2 separate regions of the Homo sapiens genome follow, and region 2 is linked to region 1. Evidence: read pairs that join two places in POLR2A ChIA-PET (ENCODE). Cell type or tissue: GM12878. All regions are shown on one strand. Links, peaks and the distances in the headings refer to the core of each region. The heading gives the core; the rest is flanking DNA.

Region 1 (2,917 bases), core at 147-2,646:
AATGTAAGATCAAGACTATCCAACAGAAGCTTCTTCAGCTTTGCTTTTCTCTCTCTCTAAATTGTGTAAGTTCTGTCTCCCATTTGGTGTCAGGGATATGCAATATGCCCTTTAGGTTTTCATGGCTACCTCTTTTATCCCTTCTACTGTTAGAATGTATAGGATCATTAATTAACTCTTTTATCATTTTTATTTTAATCTTCCCTAGCAACAATTTAATGGCTTAAACAAAAACCTTTCCTTATTATTATTATTTTTAAATACTGTGCAACAGGCCAAAGGAAAAAAAACAATTTATGTCTGTTGTTTCAATTTGGTTACCTTATTTTTTACTAAAACTGTTCTTTCTGTTGTTACCAGTGACCTTCTGAATTGCCAAATGGGGATTCTTCAGTCTTGTTGCTTCAGATTTAACACTGTGAACCACTTTTCCTCCTCCCTTCTCCTTATAACTTTGCTGTCCTCTTGGCTCATTTACAAAGTCAACTTGTTTCTCAAGTATTTGCCTTACATGTTTTTCATTCTCTAGATTCTTTTTCTTGAAATGTTACCTATTCTTTTGGCTTTAGTGAGAATCTCTTCCAGGTGACCCCTATACTGTAAGTTCCTGAACGTCAGTTTCCAGCTGGAGATTGTCATCTAATTGTCATGCTGTCATGCTTAACCCACTCAAATTTGAATTTTCTTTTCTTTTAAAATGTATTTTTTCTACTTTCCTTTTTTTTTTTTTTAAATTATTGGCTTTTCCTTCCCATTATCCAAACTTGAATTGTGAATCATCTTTGTATTCCCCGTCAGATTCATTCGCTTGTCAAACTATCAGAGGCCTGTGAACCAGAGCAATTGCATCTTAAACAGGAGTTGGGTAAAATGAGGCTAAAACCTACTGGGCTGCATTCCCAGACAGTTAAGACATTCTAAGTCACAGGATGAGATAGGAGGTCGGCACAAAATACAGGTCATAAAGACCTTGCTAATAAAACAGGTTGCAGTTAAGGAGCCAGCCAAAACCCACCAAAACCAAAATGGCAATGAGAGTGACCTCTGGTCATCCTCACTACTACACTTCCATTAGCACCGCTCTATGACAGCTTACAAATGCCATGGCAATGTCAGGAAGTTACCCTGTATGGTCTAAAAATGGGAGACATAAATAATCCACCCCTTATTTACCGTATCATCAAGAAATAGCCATAAAAATAGGCAACCAACAGCCCCCGAGACTGCTCTGCCCATGGAGTAGCCATTCTTTTATGCCTTTACTTTAATAAACTTGCTTTCACTTTGCACTGTGGACTCGCCCTGAATTCTTTCTTGTGTGAAATCCAAAAACCCTCTCTTGGGATCTGGATTAGGACCCCTTTCCTGTAACATGTTTCTCTGTCCTGTAACCTATTTCTGGCAACCACAGAAGAGACTATAGTGCAGAAACCCTGACCCAACGGCTACCTTTGGGTAAGTGTTGGGATCCTGTAACAAAACTGCGAATTCTATCACTACAGTGTTTATCTCATTCATCTGCTTTTTTCTGTTTCATTTTTTTTTGATAACAGTTTAGGTTCTCATTACCACTAACATATAAATATATAATTATAATTCAGTAATTGCTATGATGAAGGGTGAGGTGGCAGAGGAAGTTCTAGTAGGATATGGTACATAGTGATGATTAGCTTAGCATCAAAAACAAGTAGGGGCATTCCAGGAAGACAAACTGAAGAAAGGCTTATTAGGAGTGTGCTATGTGTTTGTTGTCAACTTGTGAGACTTCTTCTTTAATCCTTACTGCAGTTGTGTGCTTTTCGTATTTGCATATGCTATTGCCTTTCTTCAGATATTGATTAAAATTTGTGAAAGAGCATGCAATGGCAGAATGACACAAAGTAACATATATCTTTATTACCTAGCTTTAAGTGAGTAGAGTGGTAAAATGTAAGGTAATGAAAAGTGAGTACTGCCTGCACTGAAGATTTAAAACCTGATATAATTTGCATTAAAAGCTGTCTTGAAGGTTTTTCACTATTTGTAATGTAAATCTTCACTAGGCAGCTGTTCTCAGTCTACTGTTGTTATATGTGGCTTTATCTTTTATTTCTACCTCTCTTCTGTCTCTTCTCTCTCTCTCTCTCTCTCTCTCTCTCTCTCGCTGTGTTGCCCAGGTTGGAACACAGTGGCTATTCACAGATGTGATCATAGAGCACTGCAACCTGAAACTCCTGGCCTCAAGCCGTCCTCCTGCTTCAGCCTCCTCAGTAGCTAGGGCTAAAAATGTGTGCCACCAGGCTCAGCTATTTCTACCTCTTTCAAATGTGTGTGATTGCCCTACAGTGGGGTTGGGTAATATCTTGATATTAGTAGCCACTAATACTGAAAATAACTGAAGGCCACAGCAAGTAAAGAGAGAATTTACTATTTTTGTTTCCTTAGAGAAGCCAAATATTTTGTGATTTTAAAATGGGAAGCATTAAAAACAACAATTCTAAAATGCCTTATACAGAAAGGTGATTTATTGGCTATGTAAATAGGAAGAATAGAGATGGAGAAGTCCAGGAACAACCAGATCCAGGAACTTAGATGCTGTCTTCAGAGTATTCTAGCTTCATTTTATTTTTTCTCCTGTTGGCCTCATTTTCTGCTTATGTTAGAAAGCTTCTTTCATGGCAAGGATGCATGGCCTCAGACAGCTGAGAACTTAGTTCCCTAGGATGGCCTCTGACAGGCTTATCTCTGGGCTAATCACTGTGGGGAATTGTCGTTGACATTAACATCAGAACCACACAAATCGGGGGTAGTGTCAGTTCCCCAGAGGATAGATGTTGTTAACCAGAGAAATAGGGAAAAGGAATTTGAAGTAGCAAAAACAATGTAAAGCCATTTCAGAGGCAGAAGAAAGAAAAGGCAATAGTAGACACAGTGAAAG
Region 2 (2,917 bases), core at 108-2,607, 500 kb before region 1:
TGGTGAAAATGATTCTTAAACTAGACTCTCTACTCCCAGTCTACTTCTCCCCCCACCCCCCCCCCCGCCGTCAATTCATACTCCATACTCTACCATCATATTAATTTTCTTAAAATAATGTTTTCAAAGCTGGGCACAGTGGTGTGTGCCTATAGTTCGAGCTACTCAGGAGACTGAGGCAGGAGAATCTCTTGAGTCCAAGTGTTTGAGTACAGTCTGGGCAACATAGTGAGACCCTGTCTCTACTAAAAAGTAAAAATAAATACTTTTGGGTGACCTCATTGGCCTTCCCATAGTGCACCTTTAGCTACAGTACAATATCCAAGCTCCTCATTTCAAGGTTCTCACTGGACTGGCCCAGCTTCCCTTCTTTTATTTCCTGCTACTCTTTCATATGTACACCATACTTAGCATTGTCCCAACTTTACTCTTCCTTCTCTCCTGTTAGAGAGAAAGATTTTTATTTACCCCTCTCTAATGCTACCCCTACTGCATTTCCTCAGGAATCTCATGTTATCGTCTTTCTTTCCAGTGTACTTTGATTCATCCTGTAATCATTTCTTCTTCCTCTTGCTTCTTTAGTTGAACAGGTTGTTTGTTTGTTGCAACAAGGTCTTACTCTGCCGCCCAAGATGGAGTGCAGTGGCCTGATCACAGCTCCCTGCAGCCTTGACCTCCCGTGCTCAGGCGATCCTTCTGCCTCAACCCCTCGAGTAGCTGAGACTACAGGCACTAGCCTCTGTGCATGGCTATTTAAAAAATTTTTTTTGTAGAGATGAGATCTCACTTGGTTGCCCAGGCTGGTCTTGAACCCCTGGGCTCAAACAGTCCTCCTGCCTCAGCCTCCCAAAGTGCTGGGATTACAGGTGTGAGCCATTACCTGGCCACTTGAATGGGTCTTTACCCTATTTTCCTTATTTTCCTATACTCCTCTTAAGTACCTACAAAGTGATTTTCATTTTCTCTGTGCTAAAACTATTCTCTCATACGTTTCCTATAATCTAACCACATCCTGTGACTGCCTTAGTTCTTTTCTCTCTTACATGGCTTCTGCATCTAGTTTTATTAACTATTGTTGTCTTTTTGAAGCATTTCTGCCCTTGAGGTCCAAAGTGCTTGACTTCTTTCCTTTTTAAATCATTTTAACTGCTCCTTTGTGTTTTCTCTTAGTTTTCTTTCCTGTTTTCTCGAAGTGATACTCCTCAGCTTTTGTTCTGTGGTCTGGAACCTTCTTTATGCTCTCTCTTGTAGTGAACACACATGTACTCAGTCTCAGTAGAGACCTATTAGATACCTTTCTCATTTCCTTCTCTAGCCTTCGTGCCTACACCCCTCATCCCCTCTTTTTTTTCTTTGTTTTGCTTGCCTTTTCTCTGACTCTGGCACCACACCTCATGTCAAGGACCATAACCATTGAAGGCTGAATTACTGCAGCATTCCCCAGACTGCAGTTCTGCACACTGCCATCAAGTTAATCTTCTTAAACATGTCATCCTCCACTCCCCTGCTGACAAACCAAATGTAGCTTCCTTTCCCTTTTACTCCGTAAGCGATGCGCATGCTCTTTTCCATATTGCTGTCCATATTCATGCCTTTTCCTTGATTTGAATATTCCCTCTCTCTACCTTCAAGCCAACTAAATCTTACCTCTTTCTGCCTGAACTCAAATTCCATCTCCTCTTTGCTCTTCAAGCCTATGCATCTTCTCCCTTTTCTGAACTTTTCTTGTACCTATGTCAGGCCCTGACTCTAGTGAATAGCCACCTGGGAACTTCTACCTCAGCCTAATGGCCACAAGAACCCTCCATTCTCAGCTGCCATTACTTACTGTCCTTGTCCCCACCCTACCCCAGCCCCTCATCCTATCCTGGCAGTAGTTCAAGTTCAAGGTGGGATTCCCAGCCACCATTGTTGTTTTATATTAAACATCTTATAGGAGATTTAAACATAGTCCAAAGTAGGCAGAATAGTGTACTAATGTACACTACCCATCTTCAAGTTGCTTTATTTATATTTCACCATTCTCATATCCCCCCATAGGATTATTTCAAAGCAAATTCCAAACGTATCACTACCTCTTTAAATACTTCATTAGTCTCTCTGAAAGATAAGTATTCTGTTTTTAAAACAACCATAATGCCATTATTAAACAAAGTAGGATTTTCTGATGGCAAGACTAGGGAGAAAGTGGAGACAGAGGGACAGAGTTTACATGGAAAATACATGATAAATTATTATAGGTATCCTTTATTTAAAAAAAAAACCCTCCTAGCAAAAGCCCCCCCCCACACACACACCAAAATTGTGTGTTTACTTCAAGAAACAAGACAGAAACTATGAGACTGCTTTCTATTCCTCTGTGGGCCAGGGAAGGAGAAGACTTGGAGTCAGAATTAACAGGGACTAATAGAGGAAGAGAGTAAAGCTAATAGAGAAAAAAGTAAAGCCCTCAGAATAAAAAAAAAAAAAAGATCTGGTCTTACTCAGAGGTAATTCCGCCCACTCTGCTCTTCCCTCCAAATATTTTCCCCTAGGCCCTGCCCAGTTGGAGCCTTTGAGAGTCCCTGTGAATGACTGGGGGAATTATTTTCTGTACTTGGCTGGTTTTGATAAAAGGTGTCCTAATCTCATCATATTCCTGGCAGCACGAGGAGATCTGTTCCTGGCATCCCAAGTTAGAATTCTAGACATATTTTCCCACAGAAGCACTTCTATATATGGTTAGATTCTATGGTGCTTGAACAATATAAATTTAAAAGACTTGTGGATTTTCCTGGGAACCTAACCGCCATGTATGACATTACTTCTGTGGGAAATTGCTTTTGAATTCCAAATAATTGACTTGCAATGAAATTTGGGTTCCAGACTGCCTATAAAGATTACAGGTGTAATCAGTCTCACTGATTTAATAGTCTTG

What was found. Peaks named below come from ENCODE experiments on the same cell type or tissue, not always from the same donor. Only the 100,000 strongest peaks of a DNase experiment are listed, where the experiment ranks them.
Region 2: POLR2A ChIA-PET joins it to region 1 with 5 read pairs; 2 of 35 experiments call an interaction of 5 or more read pairs at or near these places.

What each region holds. Positions count from the first base shown.
Region 1 is chr14:65,431,677-65,434,593 of GRCh38, forward strand. The region is part of intron 1 of FUT8 (fucosyltransferase 8); the gene reads left to right. Among named protein-coding and RNA genes, the nearest start is that of FUT8, 20 kb to the left of the region's middle. In GM12878, for the core only: no CTCF peak of the experiment used is centred there; no DNase peak of the experiment used is centred there; H3K4me3 peaks cover 699 bases; H3K27ac peaks cover 2,279 bases.
Region 2 is chr14:64,927,662-64,930,578 of GRCh38, forward strand. All of the region lies in intron 3 of CHURC1-FNTB (CHURC1-FNTB readthrough), which reads left to right. All of the region lies in intron 3 of CHURC1 (churchill domain containing 1), which reads left to right. Among named protein-coding and RNA genes, the nearest start is that of GPX2, 14 kb to the right of the region's middle. RefSeq lists an enhancer at 1,344-1,413. In GM12878, for the core only: no CTCF peak of the experiment used is centred there; a DNase peak (open chromatin) is centred at 1,210; H3K27ac peaks cover 1,510 bases.